Regions from separate parts of the Mus musculus genome. Here all the other regions are linked to region 3. Evidence: chromatin loops called from intact Hi-C (ENCODE). Cell type or tissue: heart. All regions are shown on one strand. Each heading gives the region's core, and the rest is flanking DNA. Links, peaks and the distances in the headings are about the cores only. Region 1 holds the start of Ndfip2 (Nedd4 family interacting protein 2). Region 2 overlaps Ndfip2 (Nedd4 family interacting protein 2). Region 3 holds the start of Rbm26 (RNA binding motif protein 26).

The links. A loop is a pair of places that touch in the nucleus more often than their neighbours do. Peaks named below come from ENCODE experiments on the same cell type or tissue, not always from the same donor. Only the 100,000 strongest peaks of a DNase experiment are listed, where the experiment ranks them.
Region 1: it touches region 3 in a loop (4-fold over the local background); 14 of 42 quality-filtered maps call a loop at or near these places.
Region 2: a loop joins it to region 3, with 5 times the contacts of the local background. A loop is called at or near these places in 18 of 42 quality-filtered maps.

Annotation. Positions count from the first base shown.
Region 1 is chr14:105,253,863-105,263,822 of GRCm38, reverse strand. It overlaps Ndfip2 (Nedd4 family interacting protein 2), which reads right to left and starts at 5,200. Exons shown (of 8, transcript NM_029561.5): 1 at 4,821-5,200. The coding sequence starts at 5,150. In heart, for the core only: a CTCF peak has its summit at 5,165; DNase peaks (open chromatin) are centred at 4,622 and 5,092; H3K4me3 peaks cover 1,816 bases; H3K27ac peaks cover 1,071 bases.
Region 2 is chr14:105,290,358-105,300,317 of GRCm38, reverse strand. It overlaps Ndfip2 (Nedd4 family interacting protein 2), which reads right to left. Exons shown (of 8, transcript NM_029561.5): 3 at 7,953-8,086; 4 at 5,426-5,519; 5 at 2,191-2,315. It also overlaps the pseudogene Gm16259. Among named protein-coding and RNA genes, the nearest start is that of Gm24207, 18 kb to the right of the region's middle. In heart, for the core only: a CTCF peak has its summit at 3,942 (motif pointing right); no DNase peak of the experiment used is centred there.
Region 3 is chr14:105,172,615-105,182,574 of GRCm38, reverse strand. Rbm26 (RNA binding motif protein 26) reads left to right here and starts at 5,261. Exons shown (of 22, transcript NM_001368684.1): 1 at 5,261-5,793. The coding sequence starts at 5,723. In heart, for the core only: no CTCF peak of the experiment used is centred there; DNase peaks (open chromatin) are centred at 5,244 and 5,754; H3K4me3 peaks cover 2,924 bases; H3K27ac peaks cover 1,864 bases.

The sequences.
Region 1 (9,960 bases), core at 1,228-9,227, 81 kb before region 3:
TCATAGCATGAAAAAATGTGCATTCAAGGAGCGGGAAGAATTCACAGCGAGAATAAAAAACAAAGATGTCAAAAGAAAGCTTCTAAGTATCAGGAATTTTTAAAAGTTCTGAGGACAAAATTCAATCTCAATATAACAAGAGCCTAGATGTATCAGATTATGCAACTGGGCAAGCTTGAGAACATAAAAAGCAGTAATACAAGACAAATAATGTATATTGATAAATTCAAAAGAAACAAATGAAGGTCATGGAAATCAGGAGAGACAAAAAAGATAACTAGAAAACATCATACAGTTTAAGACTGTGGTGTTTCTTTAAAATGGAAAATGAAAACAAACAACTACACCTAAAATTCACCTTCTACTAGACACTTAGAATGGTCTATTGGGTGAGGCAGTGGTCCTGGGCCTGAAAGCATCTCAGCTTCTTAGTTCTTCATAGGGGGCTGTCCTAGGCACAGCTGTCAGTTTCCTGATGTCAGTTACCTTCCTTTTAATAAGTTACACAGACAATAGAGAGAAGAAAGAACTAAGACAAGCGCAGAAGCTGCCTTCAAAGGCAAACAAACCATCATTGTTTGCTACAGTGTTAGCTGCTTCCTACAAAGTAGATAGATAAATATAAAGAGCTAGGTTCTGGACTCTGGCTGATTCAGAGGTGTGGCAAACTCATTGCTGTGTCTCTCCAAACACTCATTAACCCCACAGGACTTTGGAACAAGGAAAAGGACTCAAATATGCGGTGTTCGTGTTGCTTGCTGTACCATGAGTAAGGCCATTTGTTCTGACTTAGGAGTCTTCTGTTTTCTGCCAACCACCATGAAACGTTTACAGACTAATTCATTAGCTTACGAAAATAGTAGTTATTTCCATGTGACAGTCTCTACATCAGTGGTTCTCAACCTTCCTACAGCTACAAACTTTTAATACAGATCTTCATGTTTTGGTGACCCCCAAACATAAAATTGTTCTTGTGGCTACTTCAAAACTGCACTCTTGCTACTGTTATCAGTCATACTGTAAATATGAAAGATATCTGACTCTGTGACCCTCGGTGAAATGGTCATTTGACCCCAAAAGGAGTCGAAACCCACAGGTTAAGAAACACTGCTCTGTTTTACCTATATTATGGTATTTTAATTCTCATAATAAATAATAACTATGATGTTGTACTAATATGAGGAAATGATGCTTTAAGATATGAAGTGACTCATCTAATGTTTGAAAACTAGCAAACAAAAGGCAAACAGGATGGCTCAGTGGCTAAGAGTATGTGATGCTCTTCATATGACCAGAGTTCAGTTCCCAGCACTCACACCATCAGATGACTCACAACCATCTGAAACTAAAGCTCCAGGAGTTTTTCTCACTTCCCTAGGCAGCAGCACATGTGTGACACACACACATATTAAAAAAAAAGAAAAAAGAAAGAAAGAAAAGAATTAGGTTTTCGTCTACAAAATGAGTTCCAGGACAGCCCAGGACAGCCAGAGCTATACAGAGAACCTAAATGAAAGTCTAGATGACTTTAATGCCTCTTTTGTTTTGTTGTCTGTGGTGCTGGAGAGGGAACCAGAGCCTTAAGTGCAAACAGGTTAGGCCAAGCACCTGGGCTACATCTCCGCTCACTACCTTGATTTTAGCAGTTCAAACCTCCTTTCTTAGCCGATTTATCAGGTGCAGCTGAAATTCTCCCGATACAGAAGTACTCAGAACTCTCTATAGCACACGTACTTCAAATTTTGTTTCATAGAAAGCTTACATTGTAGAATTGTTACTATTATCTTAAAATATAAAAGAAGCAAAAACATTATGCAGTCAAATATCAGAAATAACCACAGTAAACTAATCTAAGCTACTCTCTACTAAAGAATTTCTCACTATGTGAGGAGGTTAGATGTAGTCCAAGAAGTCCTATTATTGGCATTCTAGTATATAGTTTAGGAAACTACTGCTAATTGTATAACACTGCCGATTTAGTTATTGAAAAAATACCTTTTAAACCTTAGTAGTCACCTTGTTGTGGGTCCATGAGCCTTCAAAGTAGATACCAGCAAAGCAGAATGCAAGCTGCAGTGGCAGATGCAGAGCAAGTTAGCTAGGCAGTGTGGCGCATCGCTCTTTTCCTATCAAGCACAACTCAATCTCCCAAAACACACTGAAAGTAAACACCATGCCTCATCTTTTTTTTTTTCTGAAATTAGAAAATTAGCAAGACATTGTAGCTGTACATGTTGTCTATTGTTGTGGATTTCTAGCAATGAATAGGGAATGGGGTGGGGGGACATTATTATAGCCAGGGATGGTGATGTGTGGCTGTTAGCCTAGTGGGAAGCTGAGGCAGGAGGATCATGAGCTCCTTGGCTACTCGATGGTTGAATGCTTATCCAGAATGTGCACAGGCCAGTCTGGCTAAAAATAATAGTCATCCAGATGTGGACACAGCCTGGAGGCCCAGCCACAGATAAATGGACAAAGAAAATGTATAGATACATGAGGATGTTTTATTCAGCTGAAAAGAATGAACATTCTTAGGAAACAGGAAAACAGATGGAACTGGGGTGGGAAGGGACACAATATGTTAAGTGAAATAAGCCAGATTCAGAGAGAAAAAGGCATGTTTTCTATCCTAAGAGGAAATGTAGATTTAAATTTATATATACATACGTATGCATATGTAGGACACGAAAGTACAAAAAGGACTTATAAAATCCAACACTTAATATGTTGGCTAAAGCAATAATAAAAGAATAAACCCTTTGGATACCCTAAAGAAAAGAAAATGTCCTGGATAAACTGTATACGTGGATTAAAGACAGTAAGCCATTCTGATCACCAGGCATCACCAGTATGCAGAGCTGAGTTTTAGCTCTTTAAATAAGAGTAAATCCACACAGCACAGTGTTTCTCACCCCTATGTACAGTTCCCTATCTCCTGACCTCATCATCGCTAACAAAGTTGTTTACTGCTCCAGTTTATTAATCATTCTAGAGTTTCAAAATAAGGCCTGACCTAAAGGTAGCCATAAAACAGGCATGCCCATTACATAAGCTAAGCTTCCAGACTGAACCCCAGCTACCGAGTCTACGCAAAACTCAAACTCAGTTGTATCTATGCCGTTTTCCCAGACAAAGCTACTCGCAAAAAAAAAAGGGAGGAGGGCAGTTTATCATCCTAAACACACGAACTTACTATGTAACCACAAAAGTAAAAGAATGAAAATACAAATTTAGACTATAATAAAATTCTCCAATGCTTCTCCCCATAAAAAATAATATTCTATCTAAAAGAAATAATTTATTTAGAATGACTGATTTCTGCCCTCTGCCCTTACAGAGTGGCTCCACCCACTCAAAGTCTTTATAGGACACAGCTTCAGTTTTGAAGGGAAAAAAATGTAGTATTTTATACCTTCTTTCAAAGTTTAGACAAAAGTAAACTCCAACATTATCTGAAGAGATTTTGAGAGAAAAAAATAGTCTCAACTAGTTACCTCCATCAAAAGCAAAAGAGACAATATAATAAATTAAAACTATTAACACTATTTTAAGTATCATCCATGGTTGAGCCCAATAAGGAAAAGCAACCCAAAGAAAGAATTCAAATCAAATTATATCACTTAGAGACACAAACAGAAGTGGGTAAGATTTGAGAAGTAAAACAAGTATCAATGATAAAATTACGTGGCTTTTTTTTTTTTTGCAAACACTTAGAAAGGGAACAATGTCTTTTAAAAAATATAAAGTTACCCAAAGCTGACAACTTGAAAAGCACCTTCAATAAACTGGCAAGATTTCTATTTCCTAAGCCATTCTGAAAATGTTGATAATTTTCAGAAAGTTCATAATCTAAATCACCTGGCCATGCTATAGCAAATAGACACAAATGACAGAGAATTCTTACCAAAGAAAAAATGAAAATTTAAGTCTCTACCACAATCCTTCAGATTTGTCAAAAGGCACAACACACATGCAGACAGACAGAAAAGATGACATATAGGACTAACTGTGCAATCTTATAAACCCGACACGCAATAGCAACAATATGCACAAATGCTTTTCTTCTCTCCCCCCGTAACTATGTTCCACTAAATTATCTAAAAGTTTATAAGTGAAAACGCAATAAAGTAAATATTGCTGACAATGCTATTCACAATATTTATCTCCAATGACATCACTAAAACACACAGGGTGTAAAATACAGAGATTCTGACAAAGAAAATACAGGGCGCATTTCACTCATTAAGCATAGCTGGTGGTTTACATACTTGAGTGATTTTAAAACTCTGTATTAAATGAAAACTATTTCATTTCAAACAAGGTTTGATTTTTTTTTCTAATAAAGCGCTGCACACACGAACACAGGCAAAGCAGGAACAGATTTAAAAAAAAAAGAAAAAAAAAACGATCACTGTAATACTAACACAATGGAAAAGGGCAAAATGACAAGGTTAACTAGAAGAGAGGCACCTTCCCCATCACAGCTCTTCTCTACCCCTCACGCCGGTTGTAGCCCTGCTGCACCCCACTCTATAACCTCACACAATTCAGGCCACCGGTCGGGTCGACTCCCTGACAGGTACCTGCACCCTGCCCCGCCGCAGGGGGACACCACTCACTGCTCACGGGTGTGTGAGTCAGGGAAGAAGGAGGGGAAAGAAAGCCAGCCGGGGTGAGTCGGGGAGCGTCGCCGGGGAGGGGGCTCGGCGGGGCGCTGGCCGTCGACTGCGGCCGGGGGCTGGCGGAGAGGTGGGCTGGGCGGGAAGGGGCCCGCCGGGACGCCCCGAGGCCAGCGTCCTCCCCGGGGCCCGCGCACTCACCACCTGGTAGCGACCAGTCCCCAGCTGGTGGTGATCCATCCTGCCCGCCTCGGGGTCCGGCTTCCGAGCGGGCGTGTCCCCTCGGCGCTCAGCTCCCTCGGCCTCCCGGGTCGACGTCGTCGCCGCCGCCGCCGCAGAGCCTCTTCCGCCGCCTCGGGTTCTGCCGCCGAGGTCGCCTGGCGGGGCCGCTTCACTTCCTGTCGCTCCCTCGGCTCCAGCGGAGAGCTCCGCGTCGCTCGCCGATCGGCGCCGGAGCTCCGGGGAGCCGCGCGCGCTACTGAGCATGCTCGGCGCGGACGCGCATGCTCTCTGGCTCCGCCGGCGTCCCATCCGCCGCCCGGCTCCGGAGGTGTCCCTAGGTGGGAGGAGATGGAAGAGTCAGGCAAGTCCCCGGGAGCCCTCTAGGTTGTCATCTAGTCGACAGTGGGCGGTGGCAACCGAAGCGGAAAAGAAAAAAAAAAAAAAAATCGTCCCACTTGATTGGATTTTCCTGTGAGGGCAGGTTTCACTGTGGGGCGAGAGGATGCATCGTCACTGCGGAGGGTGGAGGCGCTGCATTCCTAGAGCACCTGAGGACAGGTCGCCCTTTTATTAGTCCCCAGCCTAGAGCATCTCAAAGAGATCCATCTCAGGACAGGCCTAAAAAGGCGCTCATTCGAAATCATTAATGAGGTAATGAATTACCAAATACCAGGGACATATACATATACAAAGACCACATATACATATATAAAATCAGCTTTAAAGTCACAGTAAAATTTCGAGGAAGGAAAAAAAAAAGACAGTCTTGCTTCTGAGCACGCGTAGCCTTCCTCAGTAGAACAGCTCATTTGTGACAAATGTTAAACCCATTTGACAGCGTACCATTGTCAATCACTTAGAATCCATAATAGATTGCATTGGAGTTCATTTTGAACATTGTACGTTGTAGGAGTTCTGACAAATATACCCTAACTATTATATATCATACTGAACAGTTTCATTACTCTGAAAATCCTGAATAGGGCTTTACCCTCCTCTTTCTTTTGCCCCCTTGTTTCTAAGAGATTTACAAATTCTTCAAACATATTCTGATGACATACAGAGAAAGAGGCCTTTAGAAATAGGAAATGGGAAGGACAGAAGAAAATAATGAAGTGAGGTAGGATTTTTGTGTGTGTGCTAATAATACTCAGATATTCCTAAGATAATGGTAAAGAATCAGTTTTTGTGGCGCATCATAATACCCTGTGACACCTCTCTCTCCTCTCCTCTCCTCTCCTCCCTCCTTCTTTCTCCTTCTTTCTTCTTCCTTCTTCTTTTTCTTTCTTCTTCCTTCTTTTTCTTTCTCTTTTTCTCCTTTTTCTTCTCCTTTTTCTTTCTTTTCTTTTTCTTTTCTTCTTTTCCTTTTCTTCTTCTTCTCCTTTTCTTCTTCATCTTCGTCTTTGTCTTCTTCTTCCTCCTCCTCCTCCTCCTCCTCCTTCTTCTTCTTCTTTTCTCTCTCTCTCTCTCTCTCTCTCTCTCTCTCTCTCTCTCTCTCTCTCTCTCTCGGCACAGAGCATGTTTCTCTAACAATTAGAAGACTATGGCAGACCAGCAAAAGGTACCTTTTAACCCAAACATCTGCTTCTTGTACCCTGAGATCTGTGGCCCTACTCGATCTGGCCCAACTGTTCTTTTTAAGATAATCAAGCCCTTTCCCCATAACTGTTCTTACTATGGAGATCTCCTGGGGATCCGGGGAGGGAAACCTGGAGACCATCTCTCACTTTGCTTCATACATGTGCAGATGAGATTGCCGAAAGAAAGGAAGCCAGATGAGACTGGTACAACTGGCCAGATCCAACAAAGTTCAATAAACTTTGTATAGTTGTAGCTAGAAAAGTTAAGTCTTTCTGATATTTTTATTTTTCAGATGATTTATCAGATCTCTATTAGGATCATCTTAAAATATCTAATATTAGCATTGCCAGACCAGAAATAATAAAAAGCAATTGGTGTTGTCATACCTAATTTTCTTCATGTGTTCCAATGTAGTATATTTTAGATCCTAATTTAATCGATATTATTAGCACAAGTGCCAACTCCTTACAGTATCATCCTGAATAGAATTGCCTTTCATGAGCTAAACAACACCCAGTGTTAGCAAAGAAAAATTAGATCCCAATATAACTTGTTATTATAAAGGTAATTTAGAATTGAATTCCTGTGCCCTTTTATTTTCATTAGCTGTGTAGGTTCACTTGTCTCTAAATTTTATTACTTCTAAGAAAAAGAGGCCATTAAAAATCAGAGACCTGACTCAAAACAGACACCCCGAACCCTGGGTTATATCAGCTCTTCCATTCTACCCACACCCAGGTTCTCTGACTGTTTCTACTCTCACAGAGCAGATGGCATGATTCAATGACACAATAGATTTTCAGTGAGGAAGTTTGGAAGAACAATGAGACAGTGAGATCTGAATCTAGTGTTAGTTTAGCCTCCACACCACTCTGTGGTGTAAATAGGCATGATTAGTCTTAACAGAGAGAGAAGCTAAGGGGCAGAGAGAGCAGCAACTTTACCAATGCTAAAGTCACTGGTAAGTGCTGATAGATACAAGGGCCCCCAATGTTGGTCACCATGATCAATAGTGCACCCTATAAAAGGGCAAGTCCCTGTCTCCTTTCCCTGTCCTGGTCATCTGCACTGTGGCACTGTGAAGAAGAGATAAAGGAATGATTCATCATAAGTAGCCAGTCCCACCCTTCTTCGTCCATATGGAATCACGATGCGCTCCCATTGCAGAAGAGGCATCCTGTTCACTCACCTATGACCTTAACAAAGCATGAGCACTGGAAGCCATCCCTTGTGGATGAAAAAAGAAATCCTCTTGAGAGAACGGAGTCAGGAAATGACAATACTCTCTAGAGGTCTTAAACAGTATCTGGTAATGTTTTCAACATTGAGCTTTTAGTGTCAACTCTACTTACCTAAAAAAAATAGAACTTGATGTCCTAAGCCACCTCAAGTCAAACTGTAGAATTTCACTGCAGTTGACTAACACTTCTCACTAACCCAATCAAATTCCATCTCCAAACTCAGCCACCCAAATGTTTACAGGTGCCACACTGCCAAACTGGGCAGAACATCTGCCCCAGATTCTCTTTCAGGAATGTGCAGTTGCTCATCTGTAAGGAATGTGGGCAACCAGCACCAGCCAGCTGTGGGCTTTGAAGCATTAGACCTGCAGTGATTCACTCTTCTGAACATCGTCCAGCCATTCGCTGAGCTAGGCGGCTGGACAGTAACAGCGTAATCTGTTACAGCTAACCACTTTCAGACCAAACCTCTTTCAGCCCGACTCACCTAACCTTTGAGCAAGTACTTTGTCGAATCTGCGTTGTATTGCAGCTGCTCTCCCTGGCCAGCCCCCTTTCCATTCAGACACTGTTAGTCCTCAGTGAATATCTCACACTCTTAATATTATGTCGGCATCTGCTTTCTGGAAAACCCAGCCAAGACAAGTACCAAGATGCAAAATGATAGGATATTAATGATGCTATACAAATTGTGATAAAAATGACCACAGCCACTTTGTGTTGTTAGTTTTTCACGCCCATGATAACTTTCAGTACTTTACATTAGCATTTTCTCAAATCGACACAATGTGTCTTCAACCTTCACATTAACGATAACTGATGTTCTATAGAACAAAACATGAGGGCATAGCTAACTCTTTGTATCGGGACTTACTTTTCAGTGGGAACTGTTCCCACCTTCCCAGAGGCAGAGCCATTCCCTCCGGGAGTAAAGTAACTTCGTTGGCCATCTTCTCTCCCAACCAGGTCTGTTGAGCTGCACATACAGACAGCAGATTCTTCGTTAAGAGTCTCATAAGTTTACGAGTGGTAGAGATAGATGCTGTTGCCCACAGAGAGCCACAGTCTAAGTCACAGGTTGGCATAGGATCCAAAGTCTCCTGGGGAATTTCTTGGTGTGGCTCTCTTCACACTGTATCATATGTAAATATATGTTATCCTCAAAGTACATTCTAGTATTTGATGGGTAGTGGGACCCAAATCCTGACAGTTAACTGATGCACTGACTATATGTGGCTTTGTACATGTATCTACCGAGTGACTAAAAAGAAGTAAATTACCATCTCCTGGAGATGTCTATCTATAGCTAACTAAAAGCCATTGTCCTTTGCTGAACTTGAACATTTTAAAATGTATTTCCGAGCATACAAAAAAAAAAAAAAAAAAGGTCTGCTTTTCACTTTAGTAAATGAAAATGAACACATTTATCAATCCAAAATTTCTCAGTATTGCTGTGTCTATTTGTCCTTAAAGCAGTTATAGGCTTGAACCTCAATTTAGCATCATACCATGTTCCATATTTAGCTGGGATTTCTGTCATCTGTTCAGCCCTACAGTTTTAGAGAGAAAATGTGAAGCAAGCGATTTGACGACGAGGCACATGATTTTTGCTCTCTCCTTATTCTCTTCCAGTAGAAAGGGAAACTCTAAAGTGAAGCTGGTCTTCCATGTATCAGACTTCCACTACAGAAACAGAACTAGAAGGAAATATATATATTAAGACTGTGTTTGGGAGGGCTAGAGAGATGGCTCACCGTTAAAGGTTACGTTTACAACCGAAAAGAATGTATTTTTGCCTTTGAGATCTTGTTGTTTTTTCCTTTGTTTGCTTCAAGGGTATTTATTATAAGTGGTTTTGTTTGGCAGAGATGAGCGCATGTAGCTGTAAGTGCTGGCTAGGCAACTGAAGATCCACTCTGGCAGGAGCTAAAGGTTCTTTCTGTCTTAGGCAGAAAAATCTTAGAGGAAACCAAGTTCTGCTCTCAAATACACTTACGTGATCAAATCAGGCCCATTCAGATTCTAGAGGGTAACCTTCACCTAAAGTCAACAACTGACTGTGAACTTCAGTCGTACTTTAAAATGCCATCCCAGCAACACTATTTTTGAATGATTAATAGCCATATCGATGTGCTGAACTGGTTAAACATAAGCTAAAGTGGTTCTGTAAAATCCAGATAAGGCATGACTAGAAAGAAGAGAAATAAAGGAAAGGCACAAAAGAGGTCGCTTTATAGATTAAAATATTTTTTTATATTTGGTTCCTGTCAGGCTAATCTCATATAAGGTACTTAGGT
Region 2 (9,960 bases), core at 823-8,822, 120 kb before region 3:
TAAATTAATAAAACAAATGTACTAACAAAACTTCTGAAGCATTTAACAGAAGCAGACATTTTAGACTTGTAGTTCTACTGAAAACTTTAGCAAGATTTAGCTTTCAATCAGAAAGCAATGTTGAAGTAAATACTGTTTGCATAATTTACATATTCTAATTTAGAAATTGTATAACACCATGAAAAATTCTGTGAATAGACTTGTGAGCTCCGTTTTTCCAAGCACACAGAGCTGTTCTTAGAATATGCTTTCCTGCTCCTCCCAGGCGCAGTGAACAGGAGTGAGTTTGCTCCAGCTGTTGGCATTCCTGTGCCTCCACCGATAAACAAGTAGCTTGTCTTTGAGATTGGATTTCCTAAGCCTCAAAGTATCAACTGTCGGAAGCACTGGATAATGCTGGGTACTGCATTAAGACTTTAGTCACCCTCATTTTCAGGCTCCATTCTCCCAGGGTCTGCTGGCTTTAGAGTGGTAGACAGATAGCTTCGAGAAAACTTGACACAACTTGTCACCAAGTCTAATGACCTGAGTTTGAACCTGAAAATCCATATGGTGGAAGGGAAGAACAGACTCTCTAAATGTCTTCCAAATCACAGACAGAGAGACAGACAGGAAAGTGCAAGCACACGCACACACGCTCACACAAAATCAAAGGTAAAAAAGCCAGGTAGAAACATTTTTGAAAAAAAAAAGCCCAAAGTAAACCTTTAAGAGGCAAAAGAAAGAAGCAAGCTAGATGAATCTGCCTGACAAGAAAACTGCTGAGACAGGAGCAAGAAAAGGTTACTCCACTTTCCCCTGAACACCAGCTTGTGAATGATAACCAAGCACAGAAGTTATTCTCAGGAACAGGAAATTAGGAAAGGCTTTGAAAGAACCCGTGGGACAAGGGATGAGGGTTTTCCAATACCCCTCCCGCCCCCCTCTAATATAGGGTCTTACAATGGACCCATCTGGCATCAGAATTATACTGGCTTGACCTCACAGGCTGGGCTGTGAGTGTGTACCACATACCCAGCAGGAGTGAGCACTGATAACTGTCTCACAGGTCTTTACTTTCCAGCCTTCAAAGCTTTAAAGAGGGAGAAACTATTTAGTTATTATTTGAAACAAGATTTTTCCAAGACTCATCTCTTCTTGTATTTCTAAATGTCAGAGTTCTCAGTCAGATTTGGATGTAATTTTTTAACGTCCTGGGCAACCTCTACATTACTCTCAGTGACCTTGATGATCTACATTACTCTCAGTGACCTTGATGATCTACATTACTCTCGGTGACCTTGATGATCTACATTACTCTCGGTGACCTTGATGATCTACATTACTCTCAGTGACCTTGATGATCTACATTATTCTCGGTGACCTTGATGATCTACATTACTCTCGGTGACCTTGATGATCTACATTATTCTCGGTGACCTTGATGATCTACATTACTCTCAGTGACCTTGATGATCTACATTATTCTCGGTGACCTTGATGATCTACATTATTCTTGGTGACCTTGATGATCTACATTACTCTCGGTGACCTTGATGATCTACATTACTCTCGGTGACCTTGATGATCTACATTACTCTCGGTGACCTTGATGATCTACATTATTCTTGGTGACCTTGATGATCTACATTACTCTCGGTGACCTTGATGATCTACATTATTCTCAGTGACCTTGATTATGTCTTTGGCCAACATTAAGATCAAATGGACATTTAAACCACCTTGGAGAACTTTAAACTCACAATAACTTACTAAACAGAAACCTTCTGTTTTACTTAAGGCTCCTGTGTACTGCATCACAATAATAGAAAACATGATTTGTTCAAAGCATAAATGCTGTCTATTATTTGTGAATACTATAGGAAACTGAGTAAGGTACTCTCTTCTCTTCTCCTTCCATCCTCAGAAGCAATCCCTTTAGGCAGATTTTAATCAACGTAAGAAGAAATGAAGAAAATGTTGAGAACATTTAAATAACTTTAAGCAAGGACACAGATACCAAAATCTGGAAGCATCTTCTTATTTCAAAGTTTCTACCTAACAACTTTTCACAGTCATGATACATATAGTTTTACTAAGCTGTCAGAGTTACAGAATCAGAAGTGTAAATCTTTACTCAGTGGAATGCATGTGCAATAAGCAACAAGGTGAAAAACAGACATTTTACATAAAAATGATCAAGATGCTCACCCTGACAATAAGGATCCATTTGATCAGTGAAAGGCCAAACCCACAGATAGCACCGTATCTTCCAGCGATGGTATTGGTGATACAGAAGGATAAGCAGAACCCAAGCCAGTTGAATATGAATGCCACTAAAGATAGCAGAAATACGTTTTTAAGGTCATAATTTCTATACAAATAAACAGAAACATGGTACCAGCAATGCTGCACTGCTTGAGTCAAACAGTGGTTTATTTTAACTCTACACACGGGCTGTCCTTAGAGACCACCACAGCATGCTGTTTGCAGACCTATCAGTTACACCACTGGTCATCAGGGAAGGAAGTCAGGACAGGAACTCATTCAGGGCAGCAGCTGATGCACAGGCCATGGAAGGGTGTTGCTTACTGGCTTGTTCCGCATGGCTCTCTCATCCAGCTTTCTTATAGAACCCAAGACCACCATACTAGGGTGGCCCCACCCACAATGGGCTAGGCTCTCCCGTATTGATTACTAAGAAAATGACCTACAGGCTGATCTCACGCAGGGATTTTATTAATTTAGGTTCCTTCTTCTCAAATAACTTCAGCTTGTGTCAGGGAGACATACCCTACCAGTCACAATTCACATTTCAAAACAGTCTGCTGGTTCTCTTTTTTGCTGCCGTGGTTTAAGTTACAAGAACACTGATTTTCCTTTCAGTTTTCCTGTAGTCGAAAATATGAGTGATCTGGGCAGTAAACTGCAATGTCTTGTTCGGATGCGAAGATCCTGACACACAGAAGACAAATGGCTGAACCTTGAAGGGAAAGTTTCACAAGACGATCTACCACATCTGAAAGCACTAGCATTCAAGGTCATTTCCAAGCAGGTCAGTTACCCACTGGATCCATCGAGAATTAACTGACAGGCAACTCCTATTGTATTCTCTTACCACTTTTTGTTTAGGAGGCACTTTATGATACTGCCTGAGTGAGATTACTTCTAACACTCTTGCTAAACATTATTCAGAGATGCGCACACTTCTTTCCTTTTATTCTCTCTACGTGAAAATGGAATTATGTCACTAAATTTAACTGTAAATCTCTTTGAACATTACATGAGTTAAGCAAAAAGATAAATGTAAGTAGAAAAGTCAAGAATTGAACCTATTAAAGATTTTTATTAAAAATCTTATATTTTCTGTGATGTTGTTTGCAGAAATGGAGCCTGAAATGCTTAACTTATAATAAGTTCTCTATTTTCTAAAAAAAAAAAAAGAAATTTTTTAAAGATTTATTTATTTATTTATTTATTTATTTATTTATTTATTATATGTAAGTACACTGTAGCTGTCATCAGACACTCCAGAAGAGGGTATCAGATCTCATTACAGATGGTTTTGAGCCACCATGTGGTTGCTGAGTTTTGAACTCAGGACCTTCGGAAGAGCAATTACTGCTCTTAACAACTGAGCCATCTCTCCAGCGGTGGTGCACGCCTTTAATCCCAGCACTTGGGAGGTAGAGGCAGGTGGATTTCTGAGTTTGAGGCCAGCCTGGTCTACAGAGTGAGTTCCAGGACAGCCAGGGCTACACAGAGAAACCCTGTCTCGAAAAAAAAAAAGAAAAGAAAAGAAAAGAAAAGAAAGGAAAAAGGAAAAAGGAAAAAGGAAAAAGGAAAAAGGAAAAAGGAAAAAGGAAAAAGGAAAGGAAAGGAGAAAAAAAAAAGACATAAGCTCTCTATTAAAGCCAGTATAAGCATGAAATATAAACCCAGTTGCAGTCTGGAGAGTAACCACTAGATGGTAGTAATTACAAACAAATCTATGTTTATCAAACCAGGCTCTTGCATACCAAAAACAAACAAAAAAGAATCAATTTTTTTTTACTATTTATGAAGTATTTGTAAAACAGAAATAACTTGTAAAAATATAATTTCACGGAATTTTACTAAAATCTGGAAATTCTGTACAAAATCCATGAATATATATATATATATATATATTTATATAAACCAATATACTGTCACTGAGCAAACTCTAAAAGACACATATTAAATAAAGCCATGGGTAAAGGAAATGACCTAAGCTCCTCAGTCAGCTCGAGGAGCCGTAGCTCGCTCCAGGGACCCACAGGCAGCTGCCACACCTGCACAGCACGGGTTAGGGGCTCCCAACCCTGGCCATGGCAAGGGAGCCACCTGCAGGGTCCCAAGGTTCTGGACAGATGTTAACAAAGAAAGGATATCCCTTATGTAAACAAAAGATGTGAGGAATCTGATATCAAAATGGAAGTTTCCTAGTTGAATAAAAATCAAAGATTAAAACTAAGGTTCACTAGACTAACAGTACAAAAGCATCAGTAAGCAGCCATCTGAAACCAATGAATTTGCTGCCTTTTCCTTGGCTCTACCTTACCCAATTAAAACTGCAAGACAAGCTTAATACTTATATACTGCACATACTGGATAGCAACGTAACTATAAACTCAGTTGGAAAAGAAAAGCGTACTGCCTGCCACTCCTCACGCACTTCTGTGGTTGCACAGATGACATGAAGAGAAGCACGGAGCCTGTCCAACTGGGAAAGGGATAAGCCGACCTCCAGACTAAAAGCAGTTCAACACCTGAAGAGTGATTCTCTAGTTTTGAATTTGGGCGATCATTTTACATAAGTAAACGGTTTCTCATTTTACCCTAGAATAAGCCACACATAACCTAATACATTTTCACTGAGCATTAGGTGTAATACTGGCTTTAGCCATTTAAACAATTTGCTGCATGCCTTAATATTTATCAAAGAATTTAATTCATGCTAATCACTGTGTTAGGGAATAACAAATACATGACACAGTCTTCCCTCACAGTTTAAATCTGCTATGTAAGTCACATAATTTGTATGACGTTTAGTCTTCTAACTGTCACACCTCTGTGACACTGCTTTGGGCTTACAGAGTTTCCCCTTCCCCAACCCTTCTGGCTCAAGGCCACTGAAAAAGAAGTCTTTTGCGTCCAAAGCAGACAGGCAGAGTTCACTGTGTGCATGCCTACAGCAGAGTGCACTGTATATATGCCCACAGTCTTAGATGGTCAGCAACAGTTCTTTTAAATTCTCCTTCTGCCTTTTCCCCTGCAATCGACCATAATGGTTGCAATCAAAATTACCTAACAAATGCTTATGCAATTTACACTTTAAGTGAGGTATACTCATGTTAGTAGTATTTTTTTCTTCAGTTATTTTAAATATTTATATAAAGTAGAGTACTAGGACAAGGTCACTTACTGAAAAAGGCCAGCATGAAAATGCCGTCGTTGCCCACTCTGAGCTGCTCTACATCACTGAAGTCATCCCGTGGCGTACAGTCTTCCTCTTGGTTCTGTAAAAAAAAACCAAAGCAGTTCACTAAAATAATTACAATGATCTGACCTTCAGTAACAACTAATGCTCTCAAGTGGTCCTACAGATAAGACATTAGCAGCATTACTTTATCGTAGGTGCTGTTAAGAAAGGTAAGCTGAGGGCTGGTCGACAGCTCAGTCAGTACAAGCTCAGACATCTGAGTCGGGAGGCGAAACCCACACGAAGCAGCATGGCACGGTGGCTCGTACAGTGCCACAGATGCCAGCACTGGTGGGCAGAGACGGCAGATCCTAGAACTCACTGGCTGGCCTATCTCGTTACGTTGGCCAATGTTTGGTTTAGTGAGAGGCTGTCTCAAAAAAGAGAGGTGAAGAGAGATAGAGGAAAGGTACCCCAACCCCAGTAATGCACCACCCAGTGGTTATCTCAGTCCTCCATGGAGAGAGGGAGGGAAGAACACGGGAGAAAGGGACACATCAGCTTCAGGAAATGATATGAGGAAAGCATAAATGCCAGGTGGCAAGTAGGGACACTCATCAACAGTGACGGATGTTATGTGCCGACTCCAGACAGCAAGGAGACAGCTTTTATTCAAAATAAAAACATATATGCCCTCTGATCCATCAATTTTGACTCTTGAAGTAAACTGTATACATGTATATATTACCACTTATAAGAAATAAAGCATTAAACATTTCTTGTAGTGGTGATATCAGAAAGCGCAGACTGGATGCAATTTAAATGCAGTGTTAAGGAAGAACTCTCCCTGCATGTCTCCATGTCTGCATGTCTCCCACACAGAAACAGTGACTGCCTTTTCCTGGACTCCTACACAGTGGGAAGCTCTGAGGTGGAGCGGGACCTCCCAGCAGAGCAAGGGGGTGAGCATCCTAACAACCACTGAAGAGTTGGGATCCTAGTAACATAACCACAGCAGGGAGGATTTTCACTTAGTCCCTACTGTTGCCCTGTGGGCCTGGCACTTGATGAAAACAAAAGCAAGACCACTGCTACTGCTGCGAACAATGAAGCCTTTACCCAGTGACTTCCTCCTTCTTTCCAAAATACTAGAAACTGACAAACTAATAATATGTCTACAAGCTGCGTGCATTAAAATTTAAGTCAGTTCTTGATAGGCTAATAATTATAGGATATATATCCTATTCATCATTAAAATGTTCAAGTAAATTTAAACAAGTTTTTAATATCTTGATGTCTTTACTATTCTAATAATCTCTAAAATAAACTAAGAAAAATACTGTTTGCATAGTATACCTTAGGCTTAAAAATAATATACAAACATATAGGTGCTTACAAATTTAAAGAACTCTAAAATTACTTGCAAAATCTGTTACCACTCATGGCTTCTAAGATTCAAGAAATATTACTACACAAGGTTCTGCTTCCTTAGCCTAGGGCCCTTTCAGCTCACACAAGACAACCCTGCACGCCCTTCTAGAGTCCACAGCTCAGTCAGATGGAAGAGACAATAAAGACAGCCAAGTTGATTACACAAACAGTAAAAGGTGTAAATGCATGTACAAAAGGTAAAACCAAACGTAAATGGTATATCGGGGATGGGAGGGCAGGGAAAGGAAAAGCAAGCATGATAGACAATAAGACAGCAGCTTTGATGACAGACCATGGAGAACAGGGCCACGGGCAGTAAGAGAGCCAAGGACGTGGGGTCCACAGGAAAGAGAAGAGCTATCTAGGTGGAGCTGCTCAGAAAGGTCTGACTTGGATGACAAAGTCAGTGTGGGATAAGTCTGAAATCAAAACTTGGGAAGAGGCCTCTTCCTGTAAAAAGTGGCTAGAGGGGACCTGTGAAGATGGTTCGCTACTCTCTTGACCCAGAAAATCCCACAAAATCATGCAAATCAAGAGGTTCAAACCTTCGTGTTCACTTTAAGACACCTGGGGAAACTGCCCAGGCCATCAAGGGTACGCATATCCGCAAAGCCACCAAGTATCTGAAGGATGTCACTTTAAAGAAGCAATGTGTGCCATTCCGGCGGTATAATGGTGGAGTCGGTAGGTGCGCCCAGGCCAAACAGTGGGGCTGGACATGGATGATGGCCAAAAAACAGTGTGGAATTTTTGCTGCACATGCTTAAAAAATGCAGAGTAATACTGAACTTAAGCATTTAGATGTAGATTCTCTAGTCACTGAACACATCCAGGTGAACGAGGCACCTAAGATGCTCCGAGGAACCTACAGAGCTCATGGCCGGATTAACCCACACATGAGCTCCCCCTGCCACACTGAGACGATCCTCACTGAGAGGGAACAGATCGTTCCAAAACCAGAAGAAGCTGAAGAAAAAAACCTCATGGCATGGGAATAAATTCGGCAGATAAAGTTAAAAAAAAAAAAGGAACGTGATAAATATATTGTAAAACTCAGTTATCTAAGGCTGCCGTAAGCTGAGGCAGTGCGCAGACTTACTCTCTGAGGTGCATCTGCTGCAGCAGCTGCCAGGGCAGCAGCTTTAGCCTTTTCAGCTTCGTCATATGTAGGCAGAGAGGTAGCAACACTGTACGGAGGTGGCACAGGGTAAAACTCACTATACACGTCAGTATCTGAAGAGAAGGATTAAAGAACAATCATTAAAATATCTTAATGTAATTTTATTATAGTCATGATCGTACTTTAATAACTTATAATAAGACACTAAAGATTACAAATGCTCCTGCAGGTCTATAGTATAAACTATATGTCACAAAACACTGTTATCAAACACTTGTATAATATTTTATTTGTCCCATATTTGTTATAAAAAGAAGGGATGACAAGTATTATCTAAACTCAAAAAAACCACCTCAAGATTGAGCGTTCTTGAACATTATTTATTCTTATGTTGCGCGTGTGCACAGGAGGATAAACACAGGAACGCATTCTCTCCTTCAGCTCTGCCTATCTTTGGGACCAAACTCCCAGACTTGGTAATGAATGACCTGACCGGCTCAGGCATCTTTCTGACCTGAAACTGAGAATTTGAGAGGGGTTTCAGACAGGAGGTGAGACTGCCACAGTCTGTGTGTGTGTGAGTGTGTGTGTGTGTGTGTGTGTGTGTGTGCGCGCGCGTGTGTGTGTGCGCGTGCGCGCGCGCTCACTGGTCTGCACAACGCTCACCTCTTTACTCACTGTCTCACTGTGAGCCAAGCCAATCAAAGCAACAGTGGTAAAACTTAGAAATGAGTGCAGCTACGCAGTGCTGACCATGCATCAATGCTGTCAGCCCTGAGATCTGGGGAATGAAGTGACTTACAGGTCCCAGGCACAGAGGAAGGGGCAGCCCCAGAGTCCCGAATGTTTTAAGGACACTCTGGGCTCCCTCGTTAAGACTTTTCTCCCGTTTCACTTTCACCCAGTTTTCCAATATCCACAGTTCTTTAGAGTTTTCTTTTAATTTACAGTTTCTGTCTCTGATTGTTAAAGCATTTGTGAGAAATTGACTCCAAAATTATAGTAAAGTTCATTTTAAAAATAAAAGTACAGACTATCTTTCCAATATAAGGCAAGTTCAGCATGACATTTATAGTAGAATCATAACCATGGAAAATGTACATTTTAAAAGCAATCTCAAACGTTTGGGAAACAGAATTTCCTCTGCCTATAACTATGGTATTTTGATATTTTCTGCACTAACATATGCTTTTCTCTATATTAGAACTTTCTGCATCTCCAATATGAAAGGTTTTTATTTTAGTATTATAGTAACCCAATCACAAAAGAACTCAGTTTACTTTATGCCGCTGAATGTCAAACCACAGGACGACAGCTAAAGCTTTAGATCCCATTAAGCTGTGCGCTCTACTAAAGTATTTGCAACTTTAAATCTGGAAACGTTAAGCCATGGTGGCATGATAATTCATTCCAAAAAGTAAAGACGGATGAATTTTTGGAAATCTAATAATATGATTTTATTTCAATAAAAATTATGTAAAAGCCACGTAATTTTATGATTAAGTCCAAAAGAACAGCCCGGGAGCAGTGGATTCCCACCCTCCTGATGCTGCGGCCTTCAACACAGTTCCTCAGGACATGGTGACCACAACCACGGAGTTCTTTTCATTTCTATTTCATAATTATAGTTGGCTATTGTTATTCACTGTAATATAAATATTTTTCCGAGGGCGTTAGCAGAGCCCTGTAAAAGGTCACTCAACATCCAAGGCGTCTGGACGCACAGGTTGAGAACTGATGCTTTGAGTGTTCCTGGCCAATTAGAGCCTTTCACTGCAGCAAAGGCTGCAGAAGAGGGCTCGGTGGAAGGAGGCAAAGCCAGGGTGCAGCTGACAGAGCTTTCCTTCAAAGTTCTCACCAAGAAGCACTACACAAGCACACTGCCCAATAGCACTCTAACTCTGCACTGCCCAACAGCACTCTAACTCTGCACTGCCCAATAGCACTCTAACTCTGCACTGCCCAACAGCACTCTAACTCTACACTG
Region 3 (9,960 bases), core at 984-8,983:
CCCCCAATCAGAGAGTTGTTTTTGTTGCTACTCCTTAATGGTACTTTTGCTACTGTTATGAATCATAATGTGAATATAAGATGTGCAGGAGATCTGAGATGGGGTACCTGGGAAAGAGTCCTTCAACACTCCCCAGGGGGTCTCTACTCACAGGTTGGGAACCTGGATTAGAGGCTGGTAACACATGTGCATAGTCACTTATTCTTCCAAAGGTCAGTGAGGAAGAATTTTTTCTGACCTGAGTGACCTTTCACCTGTCTAACAAGACACCTTTTATTCTAACTCTCCATAATTTTCTTTTAGTTGCTGTTCTTATTAGCTTCTGCTGCTGCCGCCACCAGTAGCCCCAGAACTCCATTTCTTTCTTGCAATTCAGGATGCTATGTAAGCTTTAATCATCTGATTGTACTGTAAGTTTGTTTTGTGGGGTGCCTGTGCATACACACATGAATGTTGCGTTCCTGTTAATCCATACTATGTTAACCTGAAGAACTTTAGTGAGCGCAGTGTATTTTAAAATTGATGTTTACCACAGTTGATACTATTTTGCCACATTACCAGCGCTCAGTGGTCATACATTGTTGATAGCTATGATAGAAGACTGTGCATCCTTCAAACTGAATGCATGCTGTTGCATGGGGGGATTGGATTAAGCCAATGTCTCCCTGCTGTTGTTTTTCTCTTCTTCAGATTCTGGTCTTCAAAATGATGGCCTTGAATTTCAAAAGCCTTAATTTAGGTTCTACATCATTACCTCTGTAGCAGACAGTTCTGTCCTAAGGTTAATGGAAACCACGAATAGCCTGTGGAGGTGAACTGACTTCTGACTTCAAAAGAATATTTAATTATTCCCCCCATTGGAGTTAGGATGGAAGGAAGGGAAAGGGAGGGCAGGGTAAAAGATGAACTTATTTACGTATTTATTCACTTATTTAGACTATTGTTGGCTTAGAGCATGGAGACACTGCACCATAGTTACTCATTGACAAAGAAGAAGGAAAGGAAGTGACAGAGACTCCCTAGACAGGGATTTGGGCCAGTCTGCAAATGGCTGCTTGTCATGGCATCCCCAAGGCAGAAGTTTGTGTTTGGTTTTGATTTTGGGAATAAAGCCTTTTGTCTTTTTTGAGAATTTTTTTTTCTTTTTTCTTTTTTCTAAAAACAGGCTCACTGTGTAGCTTGGAACTACTTTCACAATCAAGGCCTCCCATGTGCTGGAGTTATAGGCATGAACCACCCACCATGCTGGACTGAAGTATTTAAGATATACAGTGGGGTGCTGGAGAGATGGCTCAATGTTTAAGAGTGCTCTCTGCTTTTCAGAGGGCCCGAGTTAGGTTCTCAGTACCCAAGCCAGGCAGATCATAGCTTCGAGGGGGAAATGGTAGTTTGTGTTCTGATCCCAATTTACCTCGTCAGCAAGTGGTGAAGTACTTTCTTCTGCGTTACTTATGCTTGCCACAGGAAACATTGCTTGTCTTTGCAAGTAGCCCTTAGTCTGGTTAAGAAAATATATTTCTGTATATACACAGACAGACACACACTCACACACACACACACTCTCTCTCTCTCTCTCAATGGCAGTTAGTACAAATAATCGGCATGGATTTGAAGAAGGCAGTATTGCGTTATAAGAGGTATAGAGGGATGAAAGGGAAGGGAAATGTGGCACTTAAAATATAATATCAAAATTAAAATGAAAGGAAAAAGAAAAACATATTCTTTATTAATGTACCCTAGATATTATTCAAAAATCTAGTATTCTTATGCCAAAGAACAGTTTGCCTGTTTTCTGGTTTTATTTTGAAATTCTCAGATGCAAGCACTGAGCAGGGGGCACAGGCCATCCTCATGACTGTAATTTACCTTGCTCTACAGAAAATCCTTCAATAGTTTCGCTCCATATCCTGGTCCAAGGAAAACTTAAGTTGCCCTTTCTAACCTCAAAACTGACCATAGCCATTCTCCTCCTCCACCCAACGTCACACTTTCCCACTTCCCACACCTTTTTAAAGGTCGTGCCTTTTATCTGTATCAGGAACATTCTGCAAGCTATCCTACAAGCCTGAAATGTTCCGGTCTGTATTTTGTTTCACATGGCTAATTTTTGTAACTATTCACTTTTCCTAATCATCTAAAATAATTATGTCCTTAAAGAAGCCATGCTTGAACCTGCATTGCTGTAATAGTCTACCCTCTCTATTGTGCTTCATAAAGCCTGGTGGCTAAATGTTTGGAGGGTCAAAGGTTCTCATTTAGCCAGGTTTAATTTGAAAAGGCAACATAGAGAAGAGGTATTAACACAACAGTACATACATCAACACGGTACTGGTGTAGTCATAGACAAACAGGCCCACTGAAATGGAGGTCATAACCCGATTATGTATATAAATGGGAATATAACGTATGGTAATAATATCTCACACCGTGGAAATGATAGGCTTCTGAGGGGCAGGCTGGAGGAAAACTAATTCAGCAGCTGGAGATAAAAAGGAGGCTGATTGCTCTGAAACCACTCCTGAGAGTAGTAAGACTAGACTCATCTACTAAGAGAGAGAGCTGAAAGAGCAATAGTTAAAGCTCACCAGGGAGAATGCTCCTCCGGGGCAGGGCAATGGAAAGATAGCGCAATGGAAAGACTGCGAAATGCCAGACTAGAAGGCACAAAAAGATACAAGTTTGTAGAAATGTATCATTATCACTGCCAGCTGAAACAGTTTCTCTTCCTTAGGCTTCTTTCCTACTGAAAGTGGAACAAATAGCCTTTAACATTTTTTTTTCATTGTTTCAGATATTATGCTAAGTCAAGAATCATAAAAGGGAATGAATTTACCCAGCATATTTGGAGGTAAGAAAGATTAGAAAACTAAAAGAAAAATTGAACTTCTACGTTTAGAAACCGAAAGACTAGTAAAGCCATTGTCTAGGCTGTCAATGAGAAAATGGAATGTGAGCAATCGGGAATGTTACTCTGTGCAAACGGAGGAACACTAACGGCAAACGGGGTCTTGAAAAATCAACATATGCCGGGCATTGGTGGCCCACGCCTTTAATCCCAGCACTTGGGAGGCAGAGGCAGGCAGATTTCTGAGTTCGAGACCAGCCTGGTTTACAGAGTGAGCTCCCTCACCCACCAAAAAAGAAAGACCAACATATGTTGGAAATTGTAAGGTAAAAACATGCCAAATACTTAAATGTTCGTGCTGGCAGTAGTTAGCCTTCTCCAACTTGTACTGTTGACTGCAGTAGTCAAATTTCTATCTTTGAAAAAAGGTCTAAGGAAAACGAAGTGATGAGGAGGTACAGACTGAATAACAAAGGCTAAGGAAGAAAAGCTTGGGGGGGGGGGCGGGGCGGGGTGTGACTGACTGTTGATTGGCTGCTGACTGGTAACAAGCTCTGTGCAGTGGAAGGAGGGAGGGACCGCTATCACTCAGTGGTCTTAGTCTTTCAGAATACAGCTAGTCCTTACTACTTACAGATTCTATAGTCATGAGTTTTCTCACTCTTTAGACTCTCTGTAACCCCCAAACCCAATACTTGTGGCGGTTTTATAGTTCACTGTGGCCATACGCTGAGCGGCTAACAATTTAAGTCCAACGCTGCGTATGTTCTCAGCTGAAGTTGAACAAGGGGATATCTTCATTTTTTTTTTTTTTTCAGTTCTCACAATGGAAATAAGGACCCATTTGGTGGCCCATTTGGGGTTATGTTTTACTTTCTTCATTTATGAGATTGTTTTTTCTTGGTGATTTAAAATACCCCCGTTCTCCATACGCAACAGTGGAGTGCTTTCTATGGTTCCCACATATAAGAAGGCCATGATGTATTTTACAGAGAAAAGCACATGGACTATACGGGCTTTGTTTAAACATGTGCTACAGTGCCCGGGAACAGGAGTCAATATTGATTCATCGACAATATTGGGTATGGTGCCTTTAAACAGAAACACGCGATTCTCAATAGTATATTATTTATACATTCTATATGTAACCTAAAGTTTACCATTTTAATAATTGTATGTGTACAACTTCATGGCATTAGATGTATAGTCAAACTGTTCAGTCACCAACTGTTTCAGAACTCTTATCATTCCAAACTGAAACTCTGCATCACTGAGACGTAATTCTCAAGATCCCCCTTTGCCTCCTGGCAACCACCATTCTGCATTCGGTCACTCCTGGGACTCTAGCAACCTCTAGAAATGGAATTCTAAATATTTTGTCTTTTCATATCTGCGGTATTTCAGTTAGCTAAATCATCTTAATTAATATCTTAATTCTTCATTAGCTTAAATCTAATTAACGTCTCACTCATGGCATCATATTTTAGAGCAAACGTCTAGCTTTGTATTTTATAACCTTTTTAGTTAATGCTTAAAGGACACTCCACTCCAGCATATTGCAAATTCTGTCGCATCAAGACTTTCTTTATGGTTCACCGACCGTGTCTTTAGACTCGTGGACTACTTTTTCATTCCATTTGTCCATTCCACTATTTTTTCATTCCATTGTGGCCCATTGCCTACTAGTCTTTGGTAGTCTCCTAATAATATAATAGAACCAAACTTGCGGGACCACCTATGATGTATATAGGATGCTGGTTTGAATGCTCTTCTTTAGTACATTGTAATTTCTTGGAGAAAAGTTGAAACTTTTCTAAATGAACAGAATTTAAAATGTAACAAAACTGTTTTTTTTTTTTTTTTTTTTTTTTTTTTTCTCTTGTAGGTTGGAAATCAACAAGGTATCTTTGGTTTGGGGCATCCATAGGTCATTAGACCTTGGCCAAAAAGTCCTGTACTTTGGGATAAGAACACTAATCCTCTGGAGGTCTCGGTGGGTTAGATTAGACCAGTGTGTGTTTACCCATCGTGTGCACGGGGCAGCACACACAGAAGATGGTACTGGAGGATGCTGTGACACCGAGGGCAGGTCGCACAGTGCAGGACCCCTGCAAACACTGCTGGCCGTCTTCTTATGGAGAGCTCCCATCTTCTAGGTTCACTCGTGCTGACAAGCACAATCCTCTCAGAGGACAAGGCCTGGGAGCCCGCGGCCACTCCATCCTGGTGAAGTAAGACGGCGCTTGTGCTTATTCACCACGAAGGCCGATGGATAAAAGGGGACCGAGGCCTCAACCCTTGCGATTGGTCAATCCTCGATCCACTACTGGATTTGCCCAGCTCTCACCCGGCCGAACTTGCGTCTCTTCCCAGCATGCTCCGGGCCGCACCGCGAGACTCGCACTCATTCTCGCGAGATTTACCGGCAGCCATCTTCTTGGGGGTGCTGGAAGCCGGGAAGACCCCCGAACCGTTCCCATTGAGCCGCCCTTCGTTGTCGCTTTTCTTCACGTCTGCTCTGCCGCGTGGCCACCAACCAAGCACCTAATCCCAAAGCTGAGAGGAGAGCCCGGGTCGGAGCGCGTTCGGCTCCCCTTCGGGAAGATTCACTGGGGGAGCGGGGCAGGGGGGAGGGCCCGGCCGGCAAACGGTTGCTGCCTCAGCCCGGGCCAGGGTCCGCCGAGGGGAGAAGCTCCGGGGACCCGGTGGGCGCGTGGCCTGCGGCGGCCCCCGCCGAGGTGCTCGCCGACCCGCGGCTCGCGGGGACCTGCCACCGGCACCTCCCACCGCTGCCCACGCGGACGGCGCGCGGAGGAGGGGGCGGCGGCGGCGACCTGGGCGAGCGCAGGAGCGAGGCCGGCCTCGGGGCCGCGGTGGATGGTTTCTAAGATGATCATCGAAAACTTCGAGGCGCTCAAGTCCTGGCTCAGCAAGACCCTCGAGCCCATGTGAGTAACCCCCGGGGGAGCAGTGCTCGCTCGCAGGGATGGCGGTGGTGGACAGGCGGGCGCCCCGATCGGGGCAGTTTACTCAGTGGTGGAGGCCGAAGCGAAGAACCGGGAGGTGGGGAGTCCCCCCAAGGCTCTGCTTTCTCTGTTCGCCCACCTTCCCGTCCAGGCTCAACATAGCCAAAGCTGGAGCTGGGCTTGATTGTAATGGTCGAGCTGATCTTTGAACCGGTGTGCCCTGCTTTGCTTTCCCCTTTCCCGTTATAGGCAGACCGATGGCAAACTTCCCCGTACACCTGTGTGTGTCTTCCGAGGCCCTCCACATCGGCTTCTCGGCTCCTCCCGAGTGCTAGCTTCTCCTCCCGGTGGTAGATAGTTCCACAGTGCTTCTTAAGACGAAGTGCATGGCTTTTTCTTAGGGATCAGGGAAGTTCGAGTTTAAAAACCTAAGGTTTCGCTTACAGTCCCTTAAAGAAAGGCCACGTCTTCCATGTGGTGTGTGGCTCATACGCACCTCTCTTAACTGATTGAAGATGTAACAGGTGCTAAGCCCAGGAAGCCCCAGACCCCTTGCCACCTACATCCTATTACTTTGAAGAAGGGGGAAAAAAACCAACAAACCCAAATCTCTATCCGTATGGAATATTTGGCATTTAAGGAGAAATTGAGTAGTTTGTGCGACTGTTGAAATATTGAAAGATTTTAGGAATATTTTATGTATTTATTTAATGCAAAATACATCATAGGTTGTTTTCTGCATCGTTGATTTACAATAGCAACTTGAAATGCAGTGGCAGGTAATTCACTTATTTAATGCATGCGTTAAGTTTTTACCATATACTGTGGGGAGCTTTGGGACAGGACTTTAACATTCTCCTGGGTTGATAAGCTGCAATAAGATACACTTCAGCTATGCCCAGTTATGGCCATTATGATAGTAGAGGACCATGTAACCGTGGTTTGAATGGGGTCTGCTGCTTCAGGGTTGTTGGTCAGTGAAACTGTCTGAGCAAGGAATAGTTAATAAAACTTAAAAGAGGAGAAAAGGCCCCACTATTTCCGAGGAATGATGCATTTTCAGAATGAAGAATAGCTGAAAGGCCTAGTAGAGGACATACGTGATCAATGTGGTTTGTTCAAAAAAGAGTAAGAATAGGGAAGAGAGAGGAAAGACATGGAATCAGTAGACAGGGGCCAGCTTTAGGTCCAGGCTGGGAATTAAGATCTTATTAACACACACTTGGAACAGAGGTTATTTAAAGCAGGCCAGGACTGATTTGACTTCAAGTAAGGGTGGTTTGTGGAGACTGAAGGTGGTAAGATTTAAATGAAGGGACACTCCGTTGAACGTACTGTAGGCTGAGACTGCGATTGGATGATGGTGGAGATGGAACCACATGTACTTCACAAGTAGGTCTGCTAGAACTTCCCGATACAGTGATGTGGAGGAAAGGAAGGGAAAGGAAGGGAAAGGAAAGGAAAAATCAAGTGTGAAGCCTCAAAGTTAGCTTTAACAGCTGGATGGATGATGTAAAAGGTGGAGGGCAATCCAGGAGGGGAAGGGAATGGCTGCTGACATGCTGTGATGATGATGTGTGAGGTACTAGTTATTCTTCTTAAGGAAAGTTGGATGCTCTAGAAAGTGGGCCAGGACTAGAGAGATACAATGTCATGCTACTAGGATTTGAAGCTAGAAAATTGTGGGAGGGTTCTTGGGAACAATGTGTAGATATGGAATAGACAGGATTGAGGTAGGGGGTATGGCAAAAGCAGGGGCTGTTAAACTGGTGGGATTCTACAGACTGATGCATGCAGTAAGTTCAAAGCTCTTAGATTTGACAAAGTGGCCAGCCATTGGTGGTCTTAGCAAAGTAGTTGACTAGAGTGGAGTAGAGGATTCTCTTTCAGAGATCTGGAGGGTATAGCCTAGTGCATATGAGGCATGCAAGGCCCAGATGAAATCTTCAGTACCTTCCACTTCTAAGTAAACAACAACAACAACAAAACCCCCCATTTTCTTTCTTTAGATTGGAAAGTCAGTGCTAACATATGTAACAGGTGAGGCAGAGAACCCCAGGGCCTAATGACTAGTTCTGAATGGTGCTATAGTAACTCATCTACAAGTTATATAATATTGGAAAAGTCACTTAACTCAATGCCTGGGTTTCCATCTGTAAAGTGGGGAAAATAATGAAAAACAAAATTCCTAGAATACTACCCAGTGTAATTAGCACCTTTCAAATCAACTGTACTACCATTTCATGTTCTTTTCAATAACTTAAAACATATATACTTAGTGTGTATGCGTTTAGTTTTTCTTTAATTCAAACAAAGCACATTATTGTAGCAACTATTCAGATGTCTAACAGTTAACTGCTAGTAGCGTCTACACTGTATCCCTTTCTAATGTACATTGTTGTTAAATTTAGCTCCTATTCTTGTTTCTTTTTTTTTTTTTTTTTTTCTCTTTTTTTTCCTTTGGAGACAGGGTTTCTCTGTGTAGCCCTGGCTGCCCTGGAACTCACTTTGTAGACCAGGCTGGCCTGGAACTCAGAAATCCGCCTGCCTCTGCCTCCCAAGTGCAGGGATTAAAGGCGTGCTCCACCACTGCCCAGTCTCTTGCTTTTTAAATTTAAATTTAAATTTGCATGTGTTCTTTATTATTCTTCTAGTTGATGACTTACAAAAGCTTAATTATTTACCATCTTTGGTTTTTAATGTTTTTTTTTTTTATGTAAAGTTTTTTTTTTTTTGCATAGTTTTGACATGTAATTAAAAAATTCATACTGTTTGCGGAAGGACTGTAAGTACATTATGTGGAGTTAAGCAAGGCTGCTTTGAAATGGCAACAGTAGATCTCAGCGTGGAAGGATGAAGAGGAGCTTCCTAGGCTTTGGAGAACATATTTTATGAATGTCGAGCAGAGGAAGAGAAGACTAGCAATGGTTAGTGATGCCAGAGGCGCTGGAGATCGCACAGGACTTTGCTGAGTGAAGTTAATCATGTTGTGTGTTGTTGAAGCTTTTTGTAGAAGCTAGCAAAGGGCTTAGGGTAGCTGAGTTTTGAGAGTGATGGAGAATGAGGTAGGATAGGAAAGACAGGTTGCATTTTTAGCCCTAAGGACAAATATGTGGGTCTGTTTACTCAGTTATAAGTTCTGTAGTTGTAGCAGAATTCTGTTCTTTTTTTTTCTTTCTTTCACAAATCATTAAACATTTAGGTATTGAAATTTTCTCTCAATACTTAGAATTGATGTCTTTTGATTTTTAACCCGTTTGCTTAGTCAGTCTTTTGCATGCATTTTTGGTAATGTGAAATCCTAATCAGAAAACCAGTATTTTTGTCATGGTGATTCAACCTTAAATTTTGGTTGTTAGCATGTAAAGTCATGGGTTTTATTATGGCCTTTGCATATATTTATGCCATTGTACTTTGTTTTTATTTACCCTTCTCACTGATGGTGGCCTTGACCTCACTCTTCCCATATTGCTTTCTCATTTTCTCCTCTTAGTAGTCTTCCCTTCTGTGTTCATGTCATGTGTTTCATTACTCTTTGCTTTCATCATTTCTCCTCCATAAGATCTCTCTCACACGGTCCATTGGTCTCTGTCTCTCAGACGCACAGGACACATTTGCGCTTAGGTTCTGCCAGTGAGAGAAAACAAACAGTTTCTTATTCCGAGTCTGGCCCAGTTCACTAAATACAGTAATCCCCCGTTCCATCTATTTTTGTGTACATGCCATGATTTTATACTTTATAACTGAAAAGATTCCTCTGTGTAAATGCACCACATTTTCTTTATTCATCCATCTGTTGGATATCTAGCTGGTTCTCTTTCTGAACTGTTTTGACAGTAAAGCAATAAACGTGCATGTACAAATGTTTCTGTCTTATGTTGAGTTACAGTCCTTTTTGTGTGTATACGCATGGTACCATTAGGCTTTTGAGGAACTTGACACTGACTTTCATAGGGGCTGCACCAATTTATATTTGTACCACCACTGAATAAGACTTAGCACTTCACGTCCTCACCAGCTTCTGGTTTCATTTGTTTCCTTCATCCTGACCATTCTGCTTGGGGTGAGCCAGAACCTGGAAGCCAACAGTTCATATAAACACTTTCCTTATCTGCTGTACACGTTCTGTTTTGAGAGAAAGCCTCTCAC